Linked DNA regions of Homo sapiens: regions 1 and 2 are each linked to region 3. The links are chromatin contacts, found by Hi-C or POLR2A ChIA-PET in ENCODE. All regions are on one chromosome and are shown on one strand. The core of a region is the stretch at or near the end of the contact, and the rest is flanking DNA. Distances in the headings are between cores, read along the strand shown.

The links. Hi-C counts contacts between places; a loop is a spot of excess contacts on that map. ChIA-PET counts read pairs that join two places held with the same protein, here RNA polymerase II (POLR2A). Pooled maps may share reads with other maps.
Region 1: a map of HepG2 shows a loop between it and region 3 (2.8-fold over the local background). The contact joins the promoter of LINC02995 here to the enhancer-like site in region 3. A Hi-C loop is called at or near these places in 27 of 168 maps with a recorded cell type or tissue (Calu3, GM12878, GM13976 and 21 more), 31 of 37 single-sample maps with no recorded cell type and 30 of 50 pooled maps.
Region 2: a loop to region 3 is called in a map of posterior vena cava, with 2.1 times the contacts of the local background. The contact joins two enhancer-like sites. A Hi-C loop is called at or near these places in 4 of 168 maps with a recorded cell type or tissue (GM11168, PC-3, aorta and 1 more), 1 of 37 single-sample maps with no recorded cell type and 4 of 50 pooled maps. POLR2A ChIA-PET finds 5 or more read pairs at or near these places in 2 of 52 experiments (MCF 10A and Panc1).

What each region holds. Positions count from the first base shown.
Region 1 is chr5:173,578,246-173,582,903 of GRCh38, forward strand. It overlaps LINC02995 (long intergenic non-protein coding RNA 2995), which reads left to right and starts at 1,389. Exons shown (of 4, transcript NR_027108.2): 1 at 1,389-1,437; 2 at 1,984-2,130.
Region 2 is chr5:173,552,909-173,557,647 of GRCh38, forward strand. LOC105377733 (a long non-coding RNA gene) reads left to right here. Exons shown (of 3, transcript XR_941247.2): 3 at 2,424-2,625. Among named protein-coding and RNA genes, the nearest start is that of LINC02995, 24 kb to the right of the region's middle. RefSeq lists an enhancer at 3,385-4,113. Within about 2 kb of position 2,528, at least 4 of the 41 ENCODE cell types and tissues checked have a DNase peak (open chromatin) inside an H3K27ac peak, as active enhancers do.
Region 3 is chr5:173,449,255-173,454,160 of GRCh38, forward strand. All of the region lies in intron 3 of LOC105377732 (a long non-coding RNA gene), which reads left to right. Among named protein-coding and RNA genes, the nearest start is that of MIR8056, 100 kb to the left of the region's middle. Within about 2 kb of position 3,022, at least 11 of the 41 ENCODE cell types and tissues checked have a DNase peak (open chromatin) inside an H3K27ac peak, as active enhancers do; they include HCT116, IMR-90, PC-3 and 4 more, where a contact is called at or near this core.

The DNA.
Region 1 (4,658 bases), core at 139-2,638, 130 kb after region 3:
CGGGACGAATGTTCATTACAGGTAAATAAAGGTAAATTACTTTAAAGCTCAGACCGTCAGGTATCCCAAGGAGAGACGGCATGCGTGTGAGTGTCATGTGTGTGAGTATCATGCATGTGAGTGGTTCCATCCTTAGGAAGAAAAACATGGGAGGAACCTGCAGTGTGCAGCCTCTGTCCAGACCCACCTGCTGAGGGGCCCAGGCACCCCAAAGTATACCCTAAATATGATCAGATCCAGGGAGCATTGTGACTGAGTTTTCAGGTTAGCCTCTGTGCAACCTGACTTCCCATGGGCAGGGTGGAGTGCTGGGAGCATTGATTCAATTCTTCCCTTGAGCACTCTTCACCCCCATCTCTCTCCAGAAATGTACCGAGAGTCTAACTGCTCTATACTCTGGGAGGAACACGAACATGATTCCACCTCAGTTCCAAGCTTTCTGAGAACCATCCTGGGAACCAGCAAGCATGACAACTCTCCACCTTCTGCATCAGTCACTTGCAAGGAGGCCAGTGGGCACAGTTCATGCTACTGAGTGAGATGGCGCCCAGAGGCCAAGGCCAAGGGCAGGGCTGCATTTTCTGGTTCTTTTATATTTGTAGCAAGATACTCTTAGTGGAAGAGCCCAATATCTGGGCTTGCCTAAAAGTCTCCTTAGCTAGATCATTCAATTTATGAGCTTTCCATCTTGTTGCAGTGTTGCTTAATTTCTGCCTCTCCATAACAAGAATCACCTTTCTTCCAGTCTCTAATGCATTGTTCTCACTTTCCTATAAACCCTCACCAACATTCTCCTCCCACTACTGGCTTCTCCAGTGCCCTTTAGGCTTTCTCTGACACTTTCTTCAAAGTCCTTTCAGCTTCTGCCCTCTGCTCAGTTCCAAAGACGCTCCCACATTGGTAGGTTTATGTTCCATCAGCACCCCACTTCTGGTACTAAGCTTTATATCAGCTATCTACTGTTAGGCAACAGCCAAAACTTAGTGACTTAAAACAGACACAAACATATATTATCTTTCACAGTCTCTGTGAGTCGGGAATTCAGGAACAGCTTAGCTGGGTGTTCTGGCTCCAGGTCTCTCATGAGGTTGCAGTCTAGATATGAGCTGGGACAGTGGTCATCTGAAGGCTGGAATGAGGCTGGAGGATCCACTTCCAAGGTGGCTGACTCAGATGGTTGGCAAGTTGGTGCCGGCTGCGGCAAAGGCCTTGTTTTCTCTCCAGGTGGACCTCTCCACAAGGCTACTTGAGCAGCCTCACAACATGGTAGCTGCTTCCCCAGGGCAAGTGATCCAAGAGCAAAGGTTGAAGTCACAATGCCCTTATGACTTAGCCTTGGATGTGACACACCATCACTTCTGCAGTATTCTACTGGTAACACTGACCAGCTCTGATTCAGTTTGAGAAAAGAGGACACAAAAGCATGAATAACAGGAGGTAAGTTTCACTGAGGGCCTGTGGATCATCTGGGAGCTGTCTACCACCAATAGTCAAAAGAAAAAATTAGGTATAAATATATGCATACGTGTGTGTATATATATATGTATGTATAATTTTAAAAATATATATTTATTATAAAAGTAATTAATATTATTTGTAGAAATTTAAAAAAAATTTAGAGTAGCAAAAATAAGACAGTAAAGATTACCCCATAATAGCTCCATGCAGAGAAAAATCATTATCAACATTTTGGGGTATATCTTATCAGCCTGAACTTTAAACATTTTTACAAAAATGGAATAATACTGGACAAAATCTTTCATGCTATCAATTTTTTCATTTACTAGTACAGTCAAAAACACAGTTTTATTGCATCTTTTTTCATGGTAACATTATATTCCTGCCAGTGATTAAGATGTAATTGATTTTTCCAATGCGCTATTACTGGACATGTAAAGGTTCTCAAATTGTTACATCATTAACAAAACTGGAATGACCATCTTCAGAGCTAACTTGCTGTCTTTATCCCTGATCTTTCCTTAGGATGGATATAGAATACCAGCATCAGCAAGTGTACACGATTTAAAGCACATTTGGTATCTATTACCAAGCTGCCCTTCAGAGAGGTTGTCTCGTTACACATTCCACAGCTGTGACTGAGAAACCGTCTTGTCGCATTTGACAATCCAGGTTACTATCTAAAAACTTGAGTTTGTAAGAGCAACACGCCATGAGATAATATTCGTGCAAATGTAACTGACAAAAGACTAACATCCCATAATACTAGAGCACCTACAAACCAAGAAGATAAACATCCCATTGGGAAAGTGTAAAAATATGAACATAAAGTTTACAGAAGAAAAAACACAAATGGCTCATAAACACACAAAAAGATGATATTGCTTCCTGGTAATTGGGGAAATGCAAACAAAAACTACAATGAAATATCGTGGTATCGTGTATCAAATTTGCAGAGCATAAAATAGATTACATTCGCAACCAGCAACTACAACCCAACCTTCAGCCTCACTGGACTTCTTGCCATTCCCCAAACCATATCCACGCCCCTCTCCACAGGCTGTTCCTTCTGCCTGCATGCCCTCGATGGCACCAAGGGGGATGGGCACACTAACACAACTGCTGGGAATGGGAAAGTTTCAACCTCTTGGGAATAAAATCTAACAGTATTTATTGGAATGTAACCTGTGCATACTCCACAGCTGGGCCACTACCCTGCAAGAACCCCTCTGGCTGCTGCACAAAGCTCTTCTCTGCATCCTTTTTTATACTAGTGGAACCCTGGACACAGCCTGCATATGGATCAAAAGGGCAGTGGTTATAAATATACTATGGTCCATCTCTAGGCTAGACTGTGATGCAGTGGTTAAAGCCAAGTATTGCAGAAGAGTGATTAAGCATTCGTGCTCCAAAGCCAGATAGCCTAGGTTTCAATCCCAGCTTTGCCACTTACTTGCTGTGTGATCTTGTGCAACTCACTTAGCCTTTCTGTGTCACAGTTTCTCCATCTGTATAACGGACGATAACACTAGCCCCTACCTCATAGGGTCATTGTGAAGAGTAAATGAAATTAATATTGCCTATGTCACAGAGTGATCCTCCTCAAAATCTATTAGATGAAAAAAGAAATTTCTAGAAATTATCTACATACATATTCTGATGGGATTTGTGTAAAGAATTTAACCAACAAACCCATATTACACACACATACACACACACTCACACAGACACACTCACACACACACACACGCACTCACGTGCGTAGAAGTAGATCTAGGAAGATCCATGACACACATGCGAGGCAGGTGAATGGGGACATTAAAAGGAGGACTTCCACGTTTAATTCTGAATGGTCTATTTTATTTGTGCAATTTTTAAAAATCAAAGCAATAAATCACTGTAAAAGAAACCTGCCAGGTTTTGAGTCTTACCATTCTACCCCGGGCTCACCCTTCTCTCTCATTGAATCTCAGGTGTCTTCGGGATCATTTAGTTTAGAAGAGGAAGAAATGTCCCTGGACCCCACCAGTTGAACACTAATGCTCCTTTGGGGATTGCGCCCTCACTGTCTCTCTAAGCATCTGTGGATTGGGGTCTTGTCCCTGCGGGCTCCTCCCGCCTACTCAGAGTGCGCCCTCTGGTGGTGATAACTTGCAGTACTGCGCGCCCACAGCACGTGTGGGGAAGGCGAAAAGCTTTGCTGATTCTCCCAGGGGCCTCAGCCCAGGAGCCCTGGGCTTTGACTCTGGGTCTAGTGCTAGTGGTGGTACCAGATCTCTGTCCCTTGTCGAGGAAGGACACTCTCTATTTGTTTTTAAGTTGTCTCTATCTAGGATTGTCAGATTTAGCAACTAAAAACACAGGATGCCTGGTTAAATTTGAATTTTAGAGAAATCACAAATAACTTTTAGTATGAGTATGTTGCATGACATCTACTAATTTTACACAACTCATACTTATATTAAACAAAATTATTTGTGGTTTCTCTCAGGCTTAAATTCCACTGGGCGCCTGTGTCTTATCTTGTGACTGTGGGAGGAGATCTGTTGGGAAGCGGGTAGGGGAGGTGGTGAGAAAGGAAGGGAGAAGGCCTGGGTATGGTGTGTGATGGAAGGGCACGATGGTTCAGGCGAGTCTTTGGTTGCAGGAGACTGTAAATGGCATCTGCTCTCCAGGCAGCTGGAGCTGTCAGGCTGTAGAACAATGCTGCTCAGCCCTGGGAGCTTTGAAAACCTGACGTGTGGGTCTGATTCCCACAGATTCTGATGTCATTGGTTTGGTGGCATTGGGGTGAGGGTAGGCTCTGGCATTTTTTAAAGCCCCAGGCAATTCAAATGTGCAGCCAAGGTTGAGGACCACTACTCTAGGGGATCTGCAGTGTGTGCATGTGTGCGTGTGAGTGTGCATGTGCGTGTGTGCGCATGTGCGTGTGTGCACCCACTCGTGTATCCCAGATGCCTTCAGCTTGCATATTCCCAAGTTCACCAGTCTGGGGTCCTTCCCGAGAGCCTCCCAGTCCACATGTTATGGAAAAGCCTTGGGCCCTTTCCAAGATGTTTCTAGATTCCCCCAGGGCTTATATTTTACTGGTCATCCCTGGCTCTGATTTCCTGTTCACACTGAGCACTCCCATCTCATTCCTTTCTTCCCCCGGGACTGTGTTTTCTTTCTGCCTGTCAACTTAATGCTGGTCTTTCAAT
Region 2 (4,739 bases), core at 1,278-3,777, 100 kb after region 3:
AAGCCAACATCTGCCTTACTAATAGGGCTTACTGGGTGTGTACCTCAGGATTTTGTCTCTGACAGAAGCACACAGGGTTGGAGGGGGAGTGTCGTGGGATCCTTCGAGGATCTTCCCTGACAGAAGCTCCAATGGGGCTTTGTCTCCATTATAGCCCAGTACCGCTTGATAATGATGGACACCACCTAGCACCAGGGGATTATGCTCAGGTACATGCCAGTGTCACCAGCTACGTACCTGGCTGGGGAACACTGGACAAATTATATAACTTCTATGAAGCTCAGTTCCCTGGTCTGAAAAACTGGGGCTCACAGTACCTCGTAGGATTCTGGGAAGAGGTAATGAATTCATCTGTGTGTAGGTCTATAGAGCACCTCCCGCATAGTTGGCACTCAGTACAGGATCATCCCTGCCCTCATCACCCAAATCTCTAGGATTTAAGTGCAGTCTAAATAAACTCAATTTTTTTTTTTTTTGAGATGGAGTTTTACTCTTGTCGCCCAGGCTGGAGTGCAGTGGCGCGATCTTGGCTTAGTGCAACCTCTGCCTCCCAGGTTCAAGCGATTCTTCTGCCTCAGCCTCCCAAGTAGCTGGGATTACAGGCACCTGCCAGCACAGCCAGCTCATTTTTGTATTTTTAATAGAGACAGGGTTTCACCAGGTTGGTCAGGTTGCTCTCGAACTCCTGAGCTCAGGTGATCCGCTGGCCTTGGCCTCCAAAAGTGCTGGGATTACATGCGTGAGCCACTGCGCCCGGCCAATAAGCTCTATTTTTGACAGTGATTTTGAGTTGAAGAGTTCTACAAGATTACTCTCTCAGAGACCTAGTCAAAGATTCAAAGGGTGCAACTTAGATTTGTGATATGGGAGATTTGGTGATGGAGTTTGTGTCCACTCTCTCCACGATCCTCATGTAGTTCAGACCTTGGACCTCGCTGCTCTCAGCCGAGATCTTCCTGGACCAGAGCACCTAGGCTCTTTTAGAGCTCACTTTGCTGCCTCACACTTCAGTCCACCCACCAATGTTGTTGTCTCTAGTCCCCTCTGGGTCTCTAGTCCTTAGATACAGATTACAGGGAGGCTCCGAGTGATCTCATGTGAGACTCAGTTCCTACCCCACCTCCCCCACAGCTTGCCGAATGGCCTCAAGTCAAGACACTTAATCTTCCTGAGCCATGGTTGCCTCATCTGTAAAGTGGAAATGAAAATCTTGCAGCCTGTCCTATGGATGGAATTAGAGCTGGCAGACCACCTGGCACAAGCCTTACATACCGCTGCCAAATAAATGTTGAGAACAGGGCAATGTTTTCAGGATTGTTCCCAGCTCCAGGCCATCGCTGAGCCACGTGGGAGGGTCTCCTGAGTCCACCAGACTCTGAGCATACATCAGCCTGAACTGGCTTAGAAAGGAACCCCCTTTTCTCCTCTCCCTAAGTCCTTCTCTTCCACACAAGAGGAGCTTCCTACCTCCTGCAGAGGTGTTAGGAAGAGAGCTTCTGCAATCTTCTCTTGTTACCTTAGTTTCCCTGGAAACATGCCTTAGTTTCTCTGGAGCTGCTAATCTGACTGGCCAGTGTTGTTCCCAGGGGACAGAGTCACTGTCTTGGCTGACTTCGCTGGCTGCGGCCAGGCCTCTGGCTGGCCCTGTTTTCTTCCTGAGATCTCTGCTATGGACGTTGCCTTCAGGATCTCACACCCCCAACACAGTCTTCCAGGAGGCCAGCCTGTGAGGGGGTGATTAGATGCTTACTTAGCCCTTAAGCCTGCACTATTGACATTCTGCGTGGGCTAATACTTCGTTGTGTGCATCGTGGGGTGTCTAGCAGCATCCCTCTCTATCCACTAGATGCCAGTAGCATCTGCCACCCCAGTTATGACAAGCAAAATTCCCACGTCCCTGGGGTAGGGGGACCAAGGAAGGGGACTCACTCTTGACTGAGAGCCTTCGAATTAAGCTGAGACTGGGATCTATGTTTAGATGGTGAGCCTCCTGTTCATTGTCTCTATCAGGACTAAAAAGAGGGAGAAGGGGATTTTACTCCCACCAACCCTACAACTGTTGACTGTGCTACTGGGTGGCTAAGTGAGAAGCCTTCTTTAGTTTCTAAATAGCAAGAGAGAAGCAGAGAAAGAGGCAGAGAGACAGAGAGAGAAAAAGAGTGAGGCAGAGAGGGAAACTGAGGCAGGAGCCAGCAGCAGAGGACTTCCATGAAAGACCCAAGGGCGCCGGGCATGCAGGAGCAGAGTGAAGAGGCGGGGCTGCCTGTGCCTGGGTAAATATGCTCTCTGGGATGGAAGGGCTGGCAGGTAAATATTAGTGACCATCTCGGCAGCAGCTCTTGGGGCAACCCGAGGCGAGGAAGGACACACAGCCCCTTTTACAGAAACCACATTTTTTTTCCTCCCTCTGTCTCCCTGCCCAGCCAGTCCCTGCGAACTGCCCGGCGCGTCCTGCCTTGCCAGACCCTCTGCCCGGGGTCATCCGCAGCCCGCGGGCGCCATCGGCTCCAGGCACACATCACCCGTGCTGGAACCCCAGCGTGTGGAGACCGGAGGCCAAAGAAACGAAACTCCCCACGCTGCGCCGTGGAGAATAATCACTGCCTTTTCAGAGGCCGACTTCGCCCCCTGCCAAGGCAAGAACTGTCTCGCCACCTTTCAGTTCTTGTTAAAAAGCAGAAGGCATGTCAGGGCCAGGCCGGGCCTCGGGACAGAGAGGGCTTTCTTCGCAGCCCTGGATGAATCTCAGTGTCTTAATGAAAGCTCTTATTAGCCCCAGCTGGCGTCCCATTTTCCCGAGCTGGAATAAAAAATTGCCTCGGTCATCCTTTCCCAGACTAATTTCAAAAGCATAATTACCATCATCATAATTGATTACTATTTATTTTGGTCATTAATAGTCGTGCACTCCCTTGTTAGGTGTGGATTAAATGATCCAAGAACATTTAGGGCACGTGGCAGCTGTATTTGTTTTCCCTCATTCCACACACCTCCCGCCCCTGGCCCTTTCAGGGTAACCCCTTGATTTCATGACACCCAGAGAGTCTCTCCCTGGCTTTAATGTTCAAACTACTGAGCCACGGTGGCTGATCGGAGTTGGGGTGAAAGGCTGGGGGTTCTAAAAGGAATGAAGAGGGTCCTATCGGGGCTAGAAAGGGCAAGAGGGGTGCATCGGCCTAACTTGTCTTGGGGGAGAAACAAAACAGGAGCGGGCAGAAGAAAGAGAACTTTACCATAACCAGAGTGTTGTTTCTTCTCTCTGACCCCTTGAGAGAGGCAGTTCCCAAGCATCTCTCACTTACTTGGGCACTTACTTTGGGATAATTGGTGTCTTTTGCTTTCAAGACAGGGAGCTTGGGAGATGTCTGCGCAAGGATCACAAGGTCCCCCCGAATACTCAAAATAGGTGAGTAGCTCCCACTTTGCCAAAACTCTTCAGGCCCCATCAGATGAACGTCCTGGAGGAGGTTAGCTGAATTCACACCCACTCCTGAGTTGTAGCAATTTTACTTCCACATCATCCCATCTACTGTTGGCTACTTAGCGCCTGAAAGGCTCTGGAGGTTCCGAAAATAAAGACAAGTAAGTAGAGGTTGAAAGCTTTAAATTCCCAGAGGCCAGGCTCTTAAATCTCTTGCCTCCTGCTAGGCAGAGACAATGGGTCCAGGATGGGAATTGGATTCAGGCTAAGCCAAATGAAACCATTCTTCAGGGAGAGGGATTTCGCCAGTACCCAGGGAGAAGCTGATTTCAGAGATGCAGACAGGGTCTTGGTAGCATTTGAGACCCTGCTTTCAGTTATTTCTGAAGCCTGGAGTAGAGACACAGAATAGCTAGACAAGTTGTATCCTGCATAGCTCCAGGAAGTGCCCTTCATCTGGCCACTGTGAGATAGTGGCCATTGGGGTTGTGCAGCATGCAGCCTGCACAACTGTACATGGCGACCCCATCTGGCAGCATCCCTGCTCTTTCTTCAGCTTACTTAGAGCTTACCCTGATACCCTGTTATTAAACTCCCCTTTCTGCCAAATCCAATCGGAATTGGATTTATGCCACTCAAACAAAATGAGACCTAAATAATATGATGAGAATAGTTATCTACAACCACAAAGAAAAAAAAAAGATGTAATATCTTCCCACTCCCACCCCCAGTTCATTCTAGATCACAGGAAGGAAGTACTTGTCTTTCTTAGCTATTAACTCTCAATTACTAGACATTTAGGGAGTCAGGAGTGGGGGTGGAGAAGAAGCATAGATGCCAGTTTGCACCCCCACCCTCAGCCACAGTCCTGGGGTGCCAGGCCCTGTGGAGCTGCCAGGCTGTGCCATGCAGAGGGTGGGTGAATGCAAGCACTGTCTGGAAGGCCTTCAGGCTGGCTGCATGGGAACAGCTGCACAGCCCCATGACGGGTGTCAATATCAAGGGAGACTCCACACTTTCCAGGGGGAATGGGGCTGAGAGAATGCGGGACTCTGGCCAGAAGAGATGGAGCTCCGGAGGGGCGGGGAATGCGGAGAGAGAAGGAAGGTCGCCAGGCAGAATCGCTGCACATCTAGACCCAGGGGAAAGAGAACGAGGAAGAGTCTTGAAGAAACTTTAAATTCACAGTTCCTGCATTCAACTCCTCTAAGGGCTTTCTGAGTCTCCCTAGTGAAATATGTAGACACTAAGTTTCAGGAAAGAACAATAATAAAGGGCATTTTTAAAAGCATGTGTGTGTATGGGGGGCAGGGGGAGC
Region 3 (4,906 bases), core at 1,772-4,271:
GTCGTTGCAGATGGACAAGGACATAGGAGGGATAAGAACTGTGACTGGTGGGCTAATGGGGGTCAGATTGTGAGAGGTCTCATCCAATTTTTAAAGTGCAGGCCTTTAGCCAGAGAGTCAGATCTGTGCTTTAGGAGGATCACCCAGGATGAGGGTAGATGGTGGGTGTTCAACGGAGAGAAATCTGAGTCAAAGAGACCTGTTAGGGGGCAGCTACAATAGACTAGGCAGCCGATAATAAAAGCCAGCAATCAGTAGGTAGAGGTGACAGGAGAATGGAGGGTGGGGGGAGCAGACTGGAAAAAAAATTCAGAAGTAGAATCTATTCCCTGGAGATATTTGAAATCCCTGAGCAAACAGGACCCAGTAGGGTAATCAGAACTCAAAGATGCTGGTAGGAGACAGAAAAGTGGGCAAAGAATGTGGAAACCTGGCTGTAGATGCAGCTTAGTCACCAAGTCAGTAAGTTGCTGCCTTTAGTGACTCTCCTGAGCTTTCAAGTGCCTCGGTTTCCCTAACTATTCCATTAGCACAAGAAGGACATATCTAGCTTTCCCTGGCACTTCAGCAAGGGGAAGTAAGTGGATGGGATAGTGTAAGGCATTTGAGCATTTCAGTGAAAGATACTTTTTATTTGCATAATCGGGGTCATCTCAAGGCACTTGCATGTCCTTTACCTCATTTAATGCTCGTGCATCTGTCAGTCAATTGAGGCAGATGATGATGATGACAACAAAGATGATGATGAAGGTAGCTGGCATTTACAGTGTGCTTGTTAAGTACAAGTCACCCATACTAAGCTTCTTCCAACAGTCTTACTCAATTCTCACAGGAGTTCTTTGAGGTTCACAGCATTATGAGCTCCATTTTAAAGATGAGAAAACTGAAGCTTGGAAATATTGAGCAAATTTCCTGAAGGTGTACACTTACTAAGGGCCTGGAACAGGGTTTTTAACTCAGGCAGTTAATTGACACCACGATCGATTAACCATTTCTGCCATGTATGAAGGATGGGGAATGTTATCATTCTTGCATTGGATGAGGGGTGGGCAGGCCACATCCAGCCCACTGATTGTTTTGTAATACGGTTTTCTTGGAATCCAGCCACACCCAATTTATTTACGTGTCATCTATTACAGCTTTCCTGTTACAATGGCTGAGTTGAGTAGTCACGACAGCATTGCATGACCTGCAAAGCATAAAATCCTTACCAACCGCCCCTTTGCAGAACCCTGAGCTAGACTATTCTATTTTTTGTCTGTTTCTTCTTTCTTCTCCTACCTGTTTTTTCTCTTTCTCCCAGCCATCGGATAATATATAAAATATGAAAGTAAAGGGGGATTCTTCCTAATGCAGCATTCTGTGTTCTTGGGTATTTTACCAGTGCCAAGTTGAGAAAGACAGAGCCGTTGATGTATCATCAGTGAGCCTTTTGATGAGGCCCACTGCTAAAGTCATCAAGAGGACAGAAAGTGACACCAAATTCCCATAAAGTATTTATGATCCACCCACCCTGTTCCAGACACTAGTCTAAAAATTGCTGGGGAATATTTAGAATTAACGGGGAATTTTCTCCATTTGCAAAGTGAAGGGATTGAAATGAGAGGAGCTGGATTCAGGTCCCACCCATCTGAAACACATTCTAAGCCATCCTTTTGAGAAAGCCCTGTCCTCCAAGCAGAGGTCATGTGTACACAAGCGGCCCATATGACCCAATGTGCCAGTGAGGGACTCCTTTCTAGAGATCAGCTTTGTAAAGTGGGCTCATACGACAAACATGCAGATACTTGGTCTTAGGAAATGTATTTTGACTCTTTCAGTCTCAGCAAGGGGATAGAAGGAGCCCTGCATTCTCTCCTGACACGCTTGACAAAAACAAACCCAACTAGAGGTCGCCAGCAACGGAGGGGCATCCTGTGTAAGGACTTGGAAGAGGAGTTGTATTGTCACCCCCTGGCCACTAGAGGACTTCATCCTATTTCAGTGGAGGAAGGCCTGTTAGGGGCCTCTCTATACTGGTGGAGGTTTGGTCGTCTTCCCTTCACTTGATTTCTGCCAGTGGCCTTATGTGAGGATGCTTCATGAGATGTCAAGTATCCGAGGAGTCTGTGACACAACCATCCAGTGGTGAATTGCTAAGGAGCTCCTCTCCAGCCTGCTTGACTCTGAGGTTAAAAGAGTCTTCATGTTGAGCACAAGTCATCTCTTTGCACTTTCACCAGTTGTGTCCATCTGAAAAACACAGAGGTCTGTCTCACTTCTGCATCACAGTCCCTTCCAAGAAGCTCCACAATGGGTAAGGCACAATAAAATGGCTTATATTCAACAAACACATAACACTCTTCCTGTACTAGACACCATGCCAAGGGCTTTACAATTGCTAACTTACTTGATCCTCAGAGTCACCTTATGAGACAGGTGGATGGGATATTGCCCCTTTTACAGATGGGTAAACTGAGGTACAGAATAGTTACAGATCTTGCTGAGAGCTATGCACCTATTAAGTGGTTGGGCTGGGATTTGAACTCAGGCAATCAAGCTCCAGAGTGCACGCTGTTAACTAGCATGCTCTGCTATGCTGCCTCCCAGGAGATGGGCCAGATAAACAATGACATATTTTAAAAAACATCCTAACCTATTTTTTTCATTATATGCACATAACAGAAAATTTGGAAAATCAAAAAAAAAAAAAATTACCCACGTCTCACCACACCACCACAATCATAGCAAACATTCTAGTGTTTTTGTTTTAATTTTTAATGTGCATATGTGTTTTTTCATATCTTTGTGCAAGCAATTTGTATCCTACTTTGCACTTAACATGTAATATCCTAATGTTATCACACAATTTTCATAACCACTCTTTTAAATATTGCAAGAATGTGTGTATGTGGTGACATAATAAAAGTTCTAGGGAAACAGTTAAACAAGAATGGCCAAAGGAGGAAGAGAGCAGTACAAATTGTCAAGGCAAGGACGCAAAAAACAAAAAGGATGTCCGTGGAAACTCTGGACTTGCGCAATTACAGGAAAGGCCACTACGCTGACACATCATGTCAATGGCACTGAGCTAGGAGGTGGCAGTTAGGAATCCCGTGCCTCATGGCATCTGGGGACTAAAAATAGCTCTGTAAGGTGACAACATGTGGCAAAGACCTAGTGGGGAGAAAAGGGGCTTGTGTTGTGTTGTGCTGTAGTATACTGCACTAGAGCAAATTCAGAGGAGCTGCAATGAGAAGGCCTGCATCCCAATTCCAGCTTTATTCATTGTGTGACCTTGGATAGTTCACTTATATGGGTATCAGTTTCCTTCACCTAGCATGGGAACAATAAGAGTTCTCATGAAGAACTGTGGAAAAATATGAAATATATGGTGTGTCAGGGATGTTTTTGGTTGCAAGTAACTGAAAACTTGATTTAGAGTGGATGAAGCAATAAAGACTTTTAATGAGCTCACATCACAAGAAGTTCGAGGGTGAGGAGACTAAGGCTAGCGAAAAAGCTCAGCAATGTCATCAAGAAAACCCAGACTTGTTTCTCTTTGCAATTCACCATCCTTCGGGTGTTGGTTGTATTTCTTTCTTTCAAGTACTATTATTTCAATGACTAGATCTATGCTGAAGTGATATCGACCCTTCCTTATAAAAGCCCAGCTTCAGAGAGAAATTCTCATTCTGTCAAACTAGTAGAAAGCTCCCTATCTCCCCAAGAGACTTCTTGAAAGGGCGAGGAAGCTTCTCTGTGAAGGTATTACCCAGCACATGCTCAAAACTGCTTCCAACACCATCCACTGCTTTCTCACCATGCCCTGGGGAACATACACGGTGGCTTCTATAGCCCTGTCAAGGGCCTTCTCTGCAGAAAATGCACCTTCATACCAGCTGTCAAATTAGTATTTATCATGTTGTGTGATTATTTGATTAATGCCGCTCTAATCCTCTAGCCTATAAGCCCTGTGAGGTCGGAAAACTCATCTGTTTTGTCCATTATTGTAACCCCAGAGCCTAGCACGGTTCTTGGCTTGTGGTAGCTGTTGAGTATATATTCACTGAATGGGTGAATCAGAGTCTTCCATAGCCTGAGAACCTGTGAGTATTTTTGCATGCCTATGTGACTATCACAGAATCTGTTTGCCGAGTCACAGTGACCTGTTATCACAAGCCCTTTACCTGATCAATAAAAAACATTTATTTTGGAAGGCACTCCTTGATCTCACATTCCATAGCAGATGCTGTTGGTGCTTTTTCTATATCCACCCTGGGCTACCTGAGTTCACTTGAGGTAGTGGGCAACAGTTTTCAATTCACTGACAGAGTCCCATCTCCAGCTGCTTAAGGGCTTTCTCTGGGGGTGTTAACGCTTCCAGGGGAAAACCTCAACTAGTTGGGGATGAGAGTAGATGGATAATTGCCCAGTCCCCCATCCTCTAATGGGCCTAGGCTGAGCCATGTTCCACGTGGATTCTGAAGAACCCCCAGCAGGACGGAGCTCCAAGCTGTAATCTATCCCTTGCTGGCTCTTCTCCCTTCCTTGTCTCACTCTCCCCTTTTGTTTCTCCTGGAATAAACTCTTTATGATGTAGATATCTGACTTCTATGATATTTAGATGAGACTTGGGACTTTAGAGTTGATGCTAGAACCAGTGAAGTCTGTTGGGGCTGTTGGGATTGAATGAATTTTGAATGTGAGAAGGACACACATTTTGAAGGGCCCGGCATGGAAGGTTATGGACTGAGTGTTTATGTTCCCCCCATCTCATATGTGAAAACGCTAACCCTCCCCGTCATGCGACGGTATTTGGAAGGGAGGTCTTTGGGAGGTAATTAGGGTTATGTGAGGTCATGCGGGTAAGGGTCTCCATAATGGGATTAGTGCCCTTCTGAAAAGAGGAAGAAATACCAGAGTG